Regions from separate parts of the Homo sapiens genome. Here regions 2 and 3 are each linked to region 1. A link is a loop called in an ENCODE intact Hi-C map of the cell type or tissue named here. Cell type or tissue: OCI-LY7. All regions are shown on one strand. Links, peaks and the distances in the headings refer to the core of each region. The heading gives the core; the rest is flanking DNA.

What was found. Peaks named below come from ENCODE experiments on the same cell type or tissue, not always from the same donor. Only the 100,000 strongest peaks of a DNase experiment are listed, where the experiment ranks them.
Region 2: it touches region 1 in a loop (7-fold over the local background); 2 of 110 quality-filtered maps call a loop at or near these places.
Region 3: it touches region 1 in a loop (4-fold over the local background); 3 of 110 quality-filtered maps call a loop at or near these places.

Annotation. Positions count from the first base shown.
Region 1 is chr6:11,458,409-11,463,899 of GRCh38, reverse strand. All of the region lies in intron 1 of LOC105374928 (a long non-coding RNA gene), which reads right to left. Among named protein-coding and RNA genes, the nearest start is that of TMEM170B, 77 kb to the left of the region's middle. RefSeq lists an enhancer at 3,489-3,678. In OCI-LY7, for the core only: CTCF peaks have their summits at 3,120 and 3,321 (motif pointing right); DNase peaks (open chromatin) are centred at 2,459, 2,909, 3,519, 4,749 and 1 weaker place; H3K4me3 peaks cover 3,459 bases; H3K27ac peaks cover 3,690 bases.
Region 2 is chr6:11,169,974-11,175,464 of GRCh38, reverse strand. No RefSeq gene overlaps it. Among named protein-coding and RNA genes, the nearest start is that of NEDD9, 60 kb to the left of the region's middle. RefSeq lists an enhancer at 2,615-2,909. In OCI-LY7, for the core only: CTCF peaks have their summits at 2,589 and 2,788 (motif pointing left); a DNase peak (open chromatin) is centred at 2,764.
Region 3 is chr6:11,330,441-11,335,931 of GRCh38, reverse strand. It overlaps LOC105374925 (a long non-coding RNA gene), which reads right to left. Exons shown (of 6, transcript XR_001743967.2): 6 at 142-1,186. It also overlaps a transcript of NEDD9 not described here. Among named protein-coding and RNA genes, the nearest start is that of NEDD9, 100 kb to the right of the region's middle. In OCI-LY7, for the core only: no CTCF peak of the experiment used is centred there; a DNase peak (open chromatin) is centred at 2,271.

The sequences.
Region 1 (5,491 bases), core at 399-5,398:
TGGGGTCTAGAACATTTTAAACACTATGCAAGTGTTAGCCATGACTGTTTTATCAATAAGGGTGGAACTTTTGGGTAATATCCACTCAGTGAATCTTGGCTGGAACAGTCTGGGCAATGAAAATTTAGTGCTAAGGAGTCCAAGATTTAAATTTACATCAACTTTTAGACTGGCTAAGCTTTCTTTCTGCTCCATGCCTACAGATTCTCTAACTCCACTCAGCTATATTAATGAGTATCATGGATCCAAAGGGATCCCTGAATTAGAACAACTGTATGCTCTCTACAAAACACATGACTTCCTGAGGATCATAGAGTGGGTTAGTCATGCAACGGAATATGAGCCTTTTAGTGTTAGAATTAAATACACTGATTCTACGCCCCCACTCATAGCAGCATCATTCACAATCGCCAAAAGGTGGAAGAAACCCAAGTATCCATTGACAAGTAAATGGATAAACGTGTGGTATATTTATACAATGGAATATTATTCTGCCTTAAAAAGAATGGAAATTCTGACACACGCTACAACATGGATGCACCTTGAGAGCAAAATGCTTAGTGAAATAAGTCAGTCACAAAAGAACAAACACTGTATGATTCCGCTTACGTGAGGTACCTAAAGTAGCCAAATTTGTAGAGAGAGAAAGTTGAATTGCAGTTGCCAGGGGCTGTGGAGAGTGGGAAATGGGAATTGCTTAATGGGCATTGAGTTTCAGTTCTGCAAGATGAAACAGTTCTGGAATTGGTTGCACAACACTGTAAACATACTTAACACGACTGAACTATACACTAAAAAAATGGTTAAGATGGTAAATTTTATGTTACGTGTATTTCACCACAATTTAAAAATATCATTTAAATACTGATTTCAATCAAACCAACTATAGCGGTCACGGTGGCCACCAATTAGCGGGAGGGTATTCTGTTGTTTCTGATCTGTGAGATCTGATGAAATTATCAATGCTTTTCCCTGTCAGCAGCCAAGCTCAGTGATATGCCGCAGCTGTTGCCTGTGTTCCCCAGTACGAGAAAGAGTCTGGGCCACCCACCTTTGGCCTTTGATTCTTTGCTAGGGGAGCCACAGATATGATCCTTGAATTAAGGAGGACGTGTGGAGAAAATGCATGTATGCATCCCTGAGGTCACCCTGCTGAACCCCTTTACACATGGCAGAATGAGTGGCAGTGTTAAAAACTTCCATGTAGGTCAATAGTGTCAAATCTCATGGTTGTCAAATGGAACATTTTTGTTTCTGATGACATCGTTGGAGCTCCAGGAAATAGCCTAGGGTCTCTGTATTTGAATCCATGTTTTCTCATGGCATGTGAATGTCAAGTCTGCAGTCTGGAACATGGGCAATTCCCTCAAGCAGAAAATGGTTGCACTCTCTCATTAATTAGGACCTATTCAGATATCTATGATCAGTGGTTTCAATATGAACCCTTTAGGTTAGAATTGCTGCCTATCAATTCTTTTTTTTTTTTTTTGAGACCGAGTCTCGCTGTCTCCCAGGCTGAAGTGCAGTGGCGCAATCTCGGCTCACTGCAAGCTCTGCCTCCCGGGTTCACACCATTCTCCTGCCTCAGCCTCCCGAGTAGCTGGGACTACAGGTGCCTGCCACCACGCCTGGCTAATTCTTTTGTATTTTTAGTAGAGACGGGGTTTCACTGTGTTAGCCAGGATGGTCTGGATCTCCTGACCTCGTGATCCGCCTGCCTCAGCCTCCCAAAGTGCTGGGATTACAGGCGTGAGCCACAACGCCCAGCCTATCAATTCTTTCAAAGTGTGTTTAAATTACACTAGTATGTGTGAGTTGCAGATCTTTCATGTTTTCCAGGTGGGAGGGAGAAGGAGAGAGGACAAACATTTCATGTTTCAACACAAATGAGTCTCCTTCAAGTCCAGTGTATTAATTAACAACTGGTTATCCTTAAAAATTGTAGTATAGTGTAAACAGGAATCTATTTATTTCACTAATTAATTCATTTATTTAGACATTAGCATGAATTCTTTATTCTTCCCTCTCTGACTACCTACACATTTCCACTCCCACACACACACGTGTGTGATAAAGTGTGTGTGCATAGTACATCCATCATATAGTACAAGGAAATGTAATTTGAAACAACGACAACTTACGCCACTAAAAGAGTAGACATTTTATCTCTGATACTTTTGACACCTACTATTACAGGCTTATTTCAAGAACACAATTTTCAAATACGTTGTAGTTGGCTCTACAAAAATCAAAATGCAAAATGACAGGTTTTTTTTTTTAACCCCAAATGTCTTATGATTCAAACCCTCTTGAACAGTGTAAGCCACTCTGAAGATCAAGTGCCACCCGTTACGGGAAAGGGTACAAAAGACCTTTGACCTGTCTGCTGCTGGGGAGTTTTGGCCACATCTGGGATTTCCATCAGCACTCACCTTCTTCGGCTCATGAAGAGGCCATGGCAGGTGTTGGTTAAAGAGGGGAAGTTGCTTTCAAAAGACTGAGATGAAAGAACTACTAGAATCAAATAGCTTACTGTAAAGACTGATTCTCTTTTGCACAGTCCTAAGAAATGACCTGTCCTTGGCCTTCCAAGATCTTGCTTCCAGAATATCAACCTGTCAGGACGGGAAAGAAGCAATAGCAGGTGAGACCATCTGAGGCGATCAGAGGGTCTTGATGGCAAAAACAAACTGACTCTATCCCTTTCCCAGACCCCAGACTCCCAGCTATGGTGGGACTAAGAATGCTGAATGCTGGTTCTCAGGCCAGTGAACCTAAGAAACTGAAGAGCACAAAAAGTGCTCTTGGCAGAAACTATTTTAATAGTGCTCGAAATACTTTTAATGAGAAGGGGAAGCAGGAACTTCAAATAAAGTTTCTCTTTTGCATTCCACCAAGAACAGATGTTTGCTTTATTCAAAGAAGTTTCATGGGGGTGATTTCATGCATAGCTAAGAGCAGCAGTAGGGTTTTTTAGCTGTTAGAGCTGGGGTTGATTTACATAATCAGGGTATTACCGCTCCTGTGGCTTTCTACCTATATGCTATTAAACATATGTGTGCTTATATCTGTGTGTGTATGTGTGTGTGTGTTCATAACGCTGGAATCAAGTAAAAGGTCCACCGTCATTTCCTCATCATTCTTGGGAATATTTACAGTATCAGGGCTGCTCTCTTATCCTCCAGCTGTAATAAAGGCAGCACTTTGTACAAAATATCTCATTTAATTTTTATGACAATCCCATGAAATAGGAATTACTGTCCCCACTACATAGATGGGAAGACCGATGCTTAAAGAGGTTGAATACACATGCTAAGGTAGCATAACCAGGAGGTGGCAGAGTTGGGATCTGAGCTGAGGAAGTCCAGGGCTCTCAATTACACTCCCACAAGATAAGGAGCATACATTGTACAGGCTGCACAAAGTCATGAAGAAATCTTGGGTAACCATCTGCAAGCCCATTTACTGATTTCCTCCCTTTAATAGGGCTGACCCACAAGCCCACACACTGTGGCATCCGCTCTCCGCTACCACTTCACCCTGTGTCTCTCTGCTTATGCTGATTTCCGTCCTTTCCAAGATTAGCATTTGGCCTGCCTTCTCTCTATGGCCTCACTGGCCAACCCTGTCAGCAATGTGCCCTGAATAATAGAATCAGGCATAAAGTCCTTGCCCATCTTTCCTAGTAGAAAGGGGATCCCTCCATGGACTTCTGGAGCTGTCCCATTTATGTAGCCATAGCTAACTGCCTAGTCTCTTCTTTCACCAGAGCTCCATGATACCACATCCTGTTGAAAATGACACAAGGAGGAAGAAAAAGTCCCTTTAGGTGGTAGTCATCAACTTTTCCTTTCCACCCCCTCCAGTATGTCTTCATTCTTTCTCTTTCAGCTCTTCAATTTACTGGATTTTTTAAGAGGCTGTGCTCTGTTGCTATGTTCCAGATAGGTAGGTAAGTAGGTAGACAGATTAGATAGATGGATAGATGAATAGATTAGATAAATAGTAGATACATAGATGAATAGATTAGGTAGATGAATAGATAGGTGGATAAATGAATATATTAGACACATGATAGATAAGATAGATAAATAGATTACATAAATAGATAAATAGAAGATAGATGAATGCATTACATAGCTAGATAGATAGGTAAATGGATGGATGGATGGATGGATGGATGGATGGATGGATGGATGGATGGATGGATAGATGTAGATGAATAGATGGATGGATAGGTGAGCAGATAGATAAATAGATAGATGCATATTCTTGGCTTGGGTTACCCCAGAAGCAACCTGAAATAAGAATTCACATGCAAGTAGGAAACACTAGTAGGGGAATAGAGAAGTGAGAAACAGGCAAGAGAAGAAAACCAACCAAAGGAGAATAATCAAGAAAGTTACCACTGAGGGCAAATGAAGCTGAATTCCACTGGGGAATTCTGAGAGACAGTGTAGAGCCTGCTACTCAAAGCGGACCATCATCATCATCATCATCATCATCATCATCATCATCATCATCATCTGAAGCTCTACCACAAATCCACTGAATCAGGATGTGAATTTTTAACAGGATCCCCAAATGATAAAGTTTGTAAAGTACTGAGGTAGAATATGCCTCAAAGTTAATCAGATGAAGGGGTGAGAAAACTGTGATAGTCATTACTAGCTTCCCCCTTAACACTGCTTGTGAGCTGTTTCTGAAGTTAATTCCCCTGCACTCCTGGCTTAGCCTTTGTATGAGCAGGGCATTCATGCCCCAGTGGTCAAAAAGGAAGTCCCCAGACAGAAAATCAAAGGTATTAGCAGGAAGCGGCCCTCAACATGCACAGCTATTACAAGTTCAGCTGTTAAATAGTTAATCTAAATATGATATTAAAACTGAGGTTAAATTATAATAATAAAAACAGCCACAACTCTAATGCTGATTCAAGGTTAAAGATGCATTAAATAGATTGAAATAAGCAGGATTTCATTTAGGCATTTATTCTCAAAAAAGCAGTTGATTTACCTAGTAGAAAAATAACCATTATCACAATTAACTTTAGGAAAATTCAATTAAGATTAATATTATTTTTTACTCAGTAGTTATTTCAGGCCCTCTCAAGCAGGCCATGAGTGAGATCATGAAATATGTTCCCATATTTCATTGACTTATTCTAATTCCTAATATTAACCCCCAGGAGGGGTGGGGAGGCACATGACTGAGGTTTTGCATTGCAAAGACAAACTATGTACTATATTTATTCTGGAGTACATTCACGATCTGAAATTATAGTGGAAAAAAAAAAGACTTGACTCCTATTATAATGCTAAACACTGGTAAAGACATTTGGAGAATATCCAGAAAAATCAGTGACTTCTCCCAGACACAATAGGCGCAATAAGGTAACTACACAAGAAAAGCAGTTTCCACAAAGATGTTAGTTCTGTTACCTCATACACGTATTCTAAAGGAGTACTGGAGTACTTTATAGCACACAAAGAAA
Region 2 (5,491 bases), core at 259-5,258, 290 kb after region 1:
GGCCACATTAAATGATTGAAAGATTATTTATTTATTTATTTATTTATTTATTTATTTTGAGACAAAAGCTCTGTCACCCAGGCTGGAGTGCAGTGGTGTGATCTTGGCTCACTGCAACCTCCACCTCCCAGGCTCAAGTGATTCTCCTGCCTCAGCCTCCCGAGTAGCTGCGACCACAGGCCTACACCACCACGCCCGGCTAATTTTTCTGTTTTTAGTAGAGATGGGGTTTCACCATGTTGGCCAGGCTGGTCTTGAACTCCTGACCTTGTGATCCGCCATCTCAGCCTCCCAAAGTGCTGGGATTACAGGCGTGAGCCAGCACGCCTGGCCCTATTTTTATTCTTTAAGAGACAAGTCTTGCTCTATTGCCCAGGCTGAAGTGCAATGGCAAGACCCTAGTTCACAGCAGCCTGAACTCCTGGGCTCAAGCAATCCTCCCATCTCAGCCTCCCAAGTAGCTAGGATTACAGGTGTATGACACTATGCCCAGCTAATTTTTTTTTTTTTTTTTTTTTTTTTTGGAGAGACAGATATCTGTGTTGCCCAGGCTTGTCTCAAACTCCTAGCTTTGAGAGATCCTCCACCCTCAGCCTCCCAAAATGTTGGGCTTATAAGTGTGAGCCACTGCACCTGGCCTAATTAAAGAATTTTAAACAGCTATATGACACCATCATATTTTTGCTCTGAAAATAGCTCCCTGGCTGCAGTGTGGAGAGTGGTGAAGAGGGGCCATGTGGATCCTGGCAGTTCAGTTAGGAGGGCATTGAATCAGTTCTAGGAGAAGCAGTGAAGATACGTTGGATTAGAATGGAGGAGTGGAGATGGGGAGATGCAGATAGGTTCCAGGGACGTGGGAGGGCAAGTCCGTAGGAAAAGTGATGAACAGCACCTGGTGCATGATGATGAGGAGCCCGGGGAAGGGCTTCTTGGCTGGGCATCTGGATGGATGTGGATCCATTCATGAGCTAGGATGTGCCAACGCTATTTCCATCTCCATGGAACCAGCCTGGGGTGCAATCCACACTTACTGCACTCCCCCTCCCTGGCACTGAGCAAAGCGCATGAGGGAGGAGCAACATTGGGCAAGAACCTCCAGACTCTTATCTGGAGGAGGCTAAGTTAAGCCCACTTTACTTCCTCCTAGGGCGTGGATGTGTAGGCACATGCTTATTTTATGGTTGGGAAAAAAGAAGGAAAAGAAAAGAGAAAAACAGCCTTGAAATAGTTCTAGGCCAGGCACGGTGGCTCACGCCTATAATCCCAGCACTTTGGGAGGCCAAGGCGGGGGGATCATGAGGTCAGGAGTTCAAGACCAGCCTGGCTAACATAGTGAAATCTGTCTCTACTAAAAATACAAAAATTAGCCAGGCATGGTGGCGGGAGCTTGTAGTCCCAGCTACTCAGGAGGCTGAGGCAGGAGGATCGCTTGAACCTGGGAGACGAAGGTTGCAGTGAGCCAAGATCGCACCACTGCACTCCAGCCTGGGCAACAGAGTGAGACTCAGAAAAAAAAAAAAAAAAAAAAAGAACGAACGAACGAAGGAAAGAAGAAAAGAAAGAAAAAAAGAGAGAAAGAAAAGAAAGAAAGAAAGAAAGAAAAAGGAAAAGAAAGAAGGAAGGAAAGAAACAAAGAAAGAAAGAAAAGGTTTTAATGAGTAGAGGCCAGCCTGCAGGGGGAGAAACCTCTACAAGGGCAACTGAAAAGCTTCAGCACACTGACTGACCTTCATCTCAGACTCAACTATTACCAATCTCTAAAGCAAATTCCTCTGCAGCCTGGGAGGGGGCATTGAGGGGCAGGAACCACCACCATACCTCACAGCATGATTTAAGTCATCTCCCAACAACTATAATTAAGAAAACTGAGTTAACAAAAAGGGCACCTTACTTTGTCTCCTAACTGTCAATTTTCCAGAGAGACAAGAGTCAGCAGGGAATGATGTTAAATGAAAACATACCCCTAATTTTCTCTGGCCTGCCTGGCAGTCAGGAGACCACCAGACACCAGACATTGTCTATCCCCCACACAGCCCCTCACCCAGTCATCATCCAAGCGCAGTTTATGAGCCTTCTTTATGACCCAGGCAGCCTAACGGGTTTTTTTTTCAGAACCATCTGGGCCCTTTGTGACTTAAATTCCTATTAAAGAAGTTGAAGTCTCCAAGAACAATGGTTGTGAATGAGACATTTTAAACAGTGGTCAGAGAAGTAACTTATTTCAGCCTTGCCCAATGTTAAAATATCAAGACAAAGGGCTGGTGTGGGTGTATTTTTAGAATGATGTAAAGATGTAAATGGACAACTTAGTGAAGGCTGTCCTTGCCCTTGGGCAATTATTTCTACCTCTCTGTCTAGACATCCAGTCTACACTGGAAAGGACCTACGATTTGACAAAAGAAGGTTTTGGATAAATAATGGGTCCCCCAATCCTGTTTGCAAAAGAAAAATCAACAAGCAAGAAAACAAAAGATCTGCAAAGAGCACTGAGAAGGGGACATGTAGGGACCTGTATGCAGAGGAGAGCGCTCTAGAGAAAAGTTACTAGGTCCTCTGCCCCTTGCAAAGGGGAGTGAACTTGTGGGTGTTTACACGTACCAGGTGGCTTCCCGTTGAAAGGGGGCCCCCAGAAATCCTTTAGAGCGCTGACAGTGCAAATAGCTAGCACCTATTCAGCTCAGGCAACAAGGTCTTTGGGCACCACCTAGGATGTTTTGAAGCCCCTCACGCAGCGACCAGCATTTTGCAGATCTAAGGCTGTGTTCGCCTCGCACGGCGCCCCCTTGTGGTCTGATGGGAAATGAAAGGTGGAGGACAATTGGTTTTTACAACCGATTTCATCTCTAACGTGCCTGGGAAATAGGAATGCTAGTGCAGACCTGATTCGCTGTTGTGAAAATAAGCATTCAAAATAATTCTTAAGCGCTCCACAACCACGTAGCAGTACGATTACTTCCTTGCTGCACATCTCCCTAGCCTCTTGTATATTTCAGACACAGGGCATCTTGGACCATGAGTTCATCTTTCCCATCTCACTACCTAACTAACACAAAGAGTTCAATTCATGTTTGTTGACTGGCTAACTGAACCCAAAGGAATGAATCCACCTCCAAGCTCCTCCACCCCCATCCCACATTGGAGGATCCTTTTTTTTTTTTTTTAAACGGAGTCTGCCTCAGACACTCAAGACTGGACTGCAGTGGAGCTGTGTCCGGAATTGGTGGGTTCTTGGTCTCACTGACTTCAAAAATGAAGCCGCGGATCCTCGCGGTGAGTGTTACAGTTCTTAAAGGCAGCGTGTCTGGAATTTGTTCCTTCTGATGTTCGGATGTGTTCAGAGCTTCTTCCCTCTGGTGGGGTTTGTGGTCTCACTGGCGCATGAGTGAAGCTGTGGACCTTCGCAGTGAGTGTTACAGCTCTTAAGGCTGCCCGTCTGGAGTTGCTCGTTCCTCCCAGTAGGTTCGTGGTCTTGCTGGTTTCAGGAGTGAAGCTGCAGACCTTCACAGTGAGTGTTATAGCTCATAAAGGCAGTGTGGACCCAAAGACTGAGCAGTAGCAAACTTCACTGCAAAAAGCAAAAGAACAAAGCTTCCACAGCGTGGAAAGACACCCGTACAGAAAAGTACCCGAGCGGGTTACCACTGCTGGTGCAGGCAGCCTGCTTTTATTCTCTTATCTGGCCACACCCACATCCTGCTGATTGGTCCATTTTACAGAGAGCCGAGTGGTCTGTTTTGACAGGGCGCTGATTGGTGCGTTTACAATCCCTGAGCTAGACACAAAGGTTCTCCACCTCCCCACTAGATTAGCTAGATACAGAGTGTGGACACAAAGGTTCTCCAAGTCCCCACAAGAGTAGCTAGATACAGAGTGCCGATTGGTGTATTTACAATCCCTTAGCTAGACATAAAGGTTCTCCAAGTCCCGCCCAGACTCAGGAGCCCAGCTGGCGTCACCCAGTGGATCCCGCACGGGGCCGCAGGTGGAGCTACCTGCCAGTCCCGTGCGGTGTGCGCGCACTCCTCAGCCCTTGGGTGGTCGATGGGACTGGGCGCCGTGGAGCAGGGGCGCCGCTCGTCGGGGAGGCTCGGCCGCACAGGAGCTCACGGGCGTGGGGGAGAGGCTCAGGCATGGCAGGCTGCAGGTCCCGAGCCCTGCCCCGCAGGGAGGCAGCTAAGGCCCGGCGAGAAATCGAGAACAGCGCCGGTGGGCCAGCACTGCTGGGGGACCCAGCACACCCTCCGCAGCCGCTGGCCCGGGTGCTGAGCCCCTCATTGCCCGGGGCTGGCAGGCCGCTCCGAGTGCGGGGCCCACCGAGCCCACACCCACCCGGAACTCACGCTGGCCCGCAAGCACCGCGCGCAGCCCCGGTTCCCGCCCGCCCCTCTCCCTCCACACCTCCCTGCAAGCTAAGGGAGCCGGCTCCCGCCTCGGCTAGCCCAGGAAGGGGCTCCCACAGTGCAGCGGTGGGCTGAAGGGCTCCTCGAGTGCCGCCGAAGTGGGCGCCAAGGCCGAGGAGGTGCTGAGAGTGAGCGAGGGCTGTGAGGGCTGCCAGCAGGCTGTCACCTCTCAGCGCCATCTCGGCTCACCGCAACTTGTGCCTCCTCACTGCTTTAGCCTCCCGAGTAGCTTGGATTACAGGCTCCTGCCACCACGTCCCCCTGATTTTTGTATTTTTAGTAGAGACGGGGTTTCACCATGTTGGCCAGGCTGGTCTTGAACTCCTGACCTCAAGTGATCCGCCTGCCTCGGCCTCCCAAAGTGCTGGCATTACAGGCGTGAGCCACCACGCCTGGCTTGGAGGAGCCCTTTAAAGGAAAAAGAACATTGCAGGATCCTTAACAATAACTAAAAATAAAATTCCTTCAAAAGGCAGGATGTAGTGCCCATGAGTTACTGTTGTATTGTTTCCCCTTTATATAACCTTTTTCCACAATTACTTTAGTAACTTTGGTTGTTCTCGTTGAATGTCTATGTGATTTCTCTGCTGTAAGCTCCTGAGGTTGGATTTGCGCTGCACAGCAGATCCCTACAAGTCCCCTTCTCAGTGTTCCTTGAAGATCTTTTGTTTTATTGCTTGTTTCATAGTTCCCCGGGTGATCTCAGCTGCAATATACTCCTTTGCAAAGTTGCTGTAACCAGGCCAAAACCTGTCCCTAGATTTAGAATCCATGGTTTGGGATGACTGTGACGTTAATCACCCCATGCTCTCTGTCAACATGACCCAACACTTTCAGTACATCCCATCCTCATCCTCAGATCCTCATCCTCAGATCTTCAGCACTTACAGCATCTATAGGCCTTTCAACCATTGCACCAGCAAGCAAAACAACAATTATAGAGAAAATGGACAGAAGGCGAAACAAAAGAAAAGTTTTATGATCAATGAGCAAATTATAGGCAAACGTATTCATATTTAAGCATCAGGGGATATTTCATTTGTCCTGAGTAATTGATATGCTTTTTCTCATGGAAACAAGATTTTTGCAAT
Region 3 (5,491 bases), core at 205-5,204, 130 kb after region 1:
GAGGATTTGGGACTTCTTTATCCTCCAGGAAACCCTGGAAGATTTAGAGGAGCCACTTGGTCAGATTTCCTTCTTTGAAATATATTAGATTGGTGCAAAAGGAATTGTGGTTTGGGACTGTGAATTTTAGATCCTTATAACTAGACTCAAACACATCTTTATTAATTCAAATAGGAACAATTACTATCAACACATTTTTGCCAATGAGAAATAAGTTTGTTTATTCCTGTAGCATAAAGGTCTGTGCTTTGGGATTCAATGAACACTTGGAAAGCATTTTCTGCACACTGCTGGTTGTGGAAGCAAAAAGTTGTTGAGATGCTTGAAGAAGTGGTAGTCGGTTGGCGAGAGGTCAGGTGAATATGGTGGGTGAGGCAAAACTTTGTAGCCCAATTCGCTCAACTTTTGAAGCATTGGTTGTATGACGTGCAGTCGGGTGTTGTTGTGGAGAAGAATTTGTCCCTTTTTGTTGACCAATGCCAGCTGCAGCCACTGCAGTTTTCAGTGCATCTCATTGATTTGCTGAGCAGACTTCTCAGATGTAGTGATTTCGCCAGGATTCAGAAAGCTGTAGTGGATCAGACTGGCAGCAGACTACCAAACAGTGACCATGACCATATTTTGGTGCAAGTTTGGCTTTGGAAAGTGCTTTGGAGCTTCTTCTCGGTCCAACCACTCACCTGGTCGTCACTCGTTGTTGTATAAAATCCACTTTTCATTGCATGTCACAATCCGATCAAGAAATGGTTCATTGTTGTTGTGTGGAATAAGAAAAGACAACACCACCAAATGGTGATTTTTTTTTACTTTCAGTCAACTCATGAGGCACCCACTTACCGAGCTTTTTCACCCTTTGAATTTGCTTCAAATGCCAAAGAACAGTAGAACAGTCGATGTTAAGTTCTTCGGCAACTTCTCGTGTAGTTGTAAGAGGATCAGCTTTAATGATTGCTCTCAATTGGTCATTGTCAACTTCCAACAGCTGGCCGCCACACTCCTCATCTTTAAGGCTCTCGTCCTCTTTGCAAAACTTCTTGAACCACCACTGCACTGTACATTTGTTAGTGGTTCCTGGGCCGAATGTGTTGTTGATGTTGCCAGTTGTCTCTGCTGCTTTACAACTCATTTTGAACTTGAATTAAAAAATTGCTTGAATTTGCTTTTTGTTTAACATCATTTCCATAGTCTAAAATAAACATAAAATAAACAGCAAGTAGTAAGTCATTAGCAAAAAAACATAAAGCGAGAAATGCCCATTAAAATGATGTATAACATAACCACATTTATTTAAGAATGTATTCCAATATCAAACAGCAAATTCCAACAATGCAAAAATGCAATTAACGTTTGCTCCAACCTAATATTTTCAGAGAGAATGAATAATGGGGAAAGAAACTGAAGAGAAAGTAACAGGCAAGGAGATATTTGCAGGTGAGAAAAAAATTATGACCAATAGTCTAAACAGTGGTAGCGGTGGCATGAATAGAGAAAACAGGGGCACCCTTATCTTGCCCGATTTGTACAAATTCAGTTAATTCTATTTTAACTTATTTATTTGTGTTATTTTTCAGATGACAAAAGATAATACATACTCACTGTAAAAAATTTTGGATTAAAACATTTAAAATGTATAAGGAATACAACAAAATCGCCCCTTAATTACTCAGAAATAAGCATTCTTATTAATGTTTGTGTATCCTATTAAGTTCTTTTCAAAATCATATCTATGTACATATATAGTCATTTACTCAGACTTTTATAAACAGCTTTTTCCACTTTATATATTTCCCTATTAGTAACTTTATAGAACTTGATTTTTGATTGATGTGCTATATTTATTTAGCTAATCTAGAGGACAGATTTGAAAACTGTTAAGGAATTATAAATTGCAGTAGGAGGTGATTAATTAGCTGATGGGGTATGAGGGAAAGGAAAAAAACTGAGCAACCCCAACTTTTGGGCTAAAGCCCTTCTTTTTACAGCTTTCTTCTTGTTTTGGCCAGAACTGGAGGGTCCATCTTGTGAAAAGGAGGTGGCAGAAGGATCTGTGAATATATGTTACATTCAACCTCAACGATGGTGAACATAAGCACTGTTCAGGGCATGCAGACACAGCCCCAGGTTCACAAGCTGCCAGAACATTCATTAAAGTGGATAAAATGGCCTGCAATGAAATCCTCAAAGGATGTGGTAGATAAAGCAAATGCCCTCCTAAACACAGCTGCAGGCTGCCAAAACCCCCAGCCACACCTGGTGAGCATTCTCAGAGAGGAGCAAGTAGAGACAGCCTTCCCTGCCAGGAGGGAGTCCCTCTCCAGGCTGTGTGGCCCTGGCTGTGGTCTCTGCACCTGCCGCTTGCCTGATGGCTTTCTTGCATTCTGGGAGGGCATGCCTGTCCGAGCACTTCCTCTGCTCAGTCTTTCCATAGCGAGAGGAGGAAGAGCAAGAGGAGTCAATACCTGTGAGGCACAATAAATCCAACTGAGGTGAATAATAAAGCGTATTCATTTCCAAAAACTTAGAAGACAATGTTAGGGCAGATATTGGGAAAGAAACTGACTAATTGACCCAGGCTTTCATTTCAGGCTCAGTTTGGTTTCCATTGCCTAACACAACTCTCCTACGCTCCTGTGCCTCTTCAGAAATGGCTTCTGATTGAAACACAACCTGTGTCTTTTGATTGATTGGGAACTGAAAGATGTTCCTCTTTTAATCTCATGGATGGAACCCAATATATTTCACTTTCTTCTTTGTGCTGATAGACAAAGCCTCGGAAAAAAATGCTATTTAAATAATAGCTTTCACTGACAGTAGACTCATGGGAAAATTGTCCTTCCTTCCTTCCCTCCCTCCCTCCCTCCCTCCCTCCCTTCCTTCCTTCCTTCCTTTTTTCCTTCCTTCCTTTTTCTGAAGTGTATGGACCATTATTGCTTTTACTTTGTCTTATTTGGCTTATGGGAAACCGTGGGACTCCTCATATATCTATGTGCTGAGCTGACATAAGGGGGACTATTAACCGCTTCTATGCAGCATTTATTTTGCTGAAGAGAAAACATGGAGTGTGGCTTTGTTGAAAAGCTCCCCATCATTCACAGTTCACTGAAACTCATCCATTCAATCATCAAGCACAGATCTACCTCTGCTCCACTTGTGCCTGGGATGGTGCTAGATGCTGAGAACGTGCCATTGCCCACATGTTCTCAGCATCTAGCAGAAGAATCAGTTCCAGAGCACACTCACCCAGCTTCTGGAATCTCACAGGTTAGTTGGGAGGTCACTTAAATAGAACACGACGTGTGCTGTAAACAAGTTAAGCACAGAGTGCAAAGGAGCATCTAATTCAAGAGCTGCTTAGGATGGTTTTGTAGAGAAGGCATGTATGATTCTAAAATGAAGGCATGGCACGTGCAAGGCTGTGGTGTTACAAGAGAACTTGGAGCATTTGGAGAAGCGGACGTAGCGCAATGTGAGGCGAGAGATGAGAGTGGTACATCCTAGCAAGGAAACTCCCAGTCTTGGAGGTAATGGAGAACCATTGATGAATTTTAAGGATTTTAAGAATAGGCATAATGTAGTCAAATTCACACTCAGTGAAGTAGTCCTTGAACCATTGTTCACTGCACCACATGGTCACAGTCTTATTAAGCTGACAGTTGAAAGTTTCATTGGAAAACAAACCTGGCAGTTCTTGAAATGGAAACATGAAGGTAATGCAGGGCCTACAACTCTAGGTTGCAAAAAGATCAAGGACATTTCATAGATCTTGCCTTACTTTTCCTCTTAGGGCAAAACACACATTACAAAGACCCTCAAATGATGCTCACTGTTACCAACATTTTTTTCTAATCTTACATCTTTCATCCTAAATGCTCATGAAAGACATGTTGCTTCTGGTTCAAACTTGGGCCAATGACAATGCTTTTCATGTTTGTTGACCCAATAATCAGCCATTGCACTCAAAGACTTAGAGCGGATCAGTTTAAAAACAGCTATTACTGCATTTGAACTACAGCTCCCCTCCAGCCCTCTGTATGTCTGGGCTTGCTGCTGCCACAGGAAAGCTCCTAGTTCTACCCAGGGAGGGATTGTGTTTCTCAGCCTGTTTCAGCACCAACCCGTAAAAGCTGCTTATGTCAAATGTCAGTTAATTGCAAACTTACCCGTGAGGTTTAATTGACCTTATTCCACAACAAGTGTGGCCATATGAAATAAACCCAAAGATTCATGATCAGGCAGGTCTAAGTGTTGCATTTTGGAGAATGGCAAGGGGTCGTTTTTGGAAGGAGATGGAGCACCTCCTATGCTAATCTCATGAGATTAGCTTTAAACATCTTCAGTTTCCTCCAGTCAATAATTTGTTATGGAACTGTCATTTTACATTTAAACATTTTTTGAACCCTTTTATTTTTGCACCCTTTAGCGTTGGGATAAAAAATTCTTAAGTCATATCTCCTCCCCACTCCCACCACCGCCACACTGTTTTATATAATACTTCCTTTTACTATTTTACTGTTTTAAATTTATCTACCTTCCTGTCCACACCCCCCACCCCCGCCTCACCCTGTTGCTTCAGAAAAACTCATGATTTGTGGAGGAGTAAATGCTCACAACTATCTATTCTCTCAGCCCTACATCTCTCTCAACTTGCGTCTCTCTGGACAGAACAATTTTTATCTTTTTAGCAATTCTTATACCGCAGTTCCCCTTCACTGCCATAATTCTGGTGAACTCACTGTTTGAGATCAGTCTCCACTGTTCCCCATGGAGATCACCAAAGCCGATACTACCAGAAGCTCACATTTGAGCCCTGCAGAACATTGAGGAAAAGAGCATTTTGGGTTTGGTTTGATTTGTTTCAGCTATTTTTTCCCCTCTCTAGAAACATGGGTAGGTGGAGCTTACCAGGTGAGGTTGCTGACTTTCTTCTCTAGAGTCTGTAGAGTAGAGTATCTACACAATATTCCATTTGTGAAAATTTGCACAATAGACTAGATAAACAACGGATTACGGAGAAAACAGCCCTAATACTCAGACCCTAAAGCAGTGCTAGGTTAACAACAAGGTGCTTACTTGCTTGGGGTGCCAGCCAAAGTCAGAACAATGAGGCTTTCATGGACTTATCCAGAATTTTATAACTGATAAAAAGAAATCATTTTATGTTTTGTGGTTTAGTATTGCTTTAATCTGGGTTTATATATGGGAGGAGGCACCAAAATATTTCAGTGCTTGGGGACTTAGACTAAAAGCCACAAGGAGGAAGAGAAAAAGCAGGAAACAGGCTGCCCTTTGTCACGGACCTTGTCTTTCCTGGCACTCTTTGGCTCTGGTTTTCACAGACATGAGTCTGATGAGAATGCTGAGTGATTGGCTTCCAGTCTCAGCAGAGTGTATATGAGGAAAGAAAGCACTGGTTGCCTTTGCTACGTCTAGCCTATGTCTCCACCTCCCCCAGTGTATCCTAGTTAGCCCCTCCCCAAGCTTACCCCCTGGT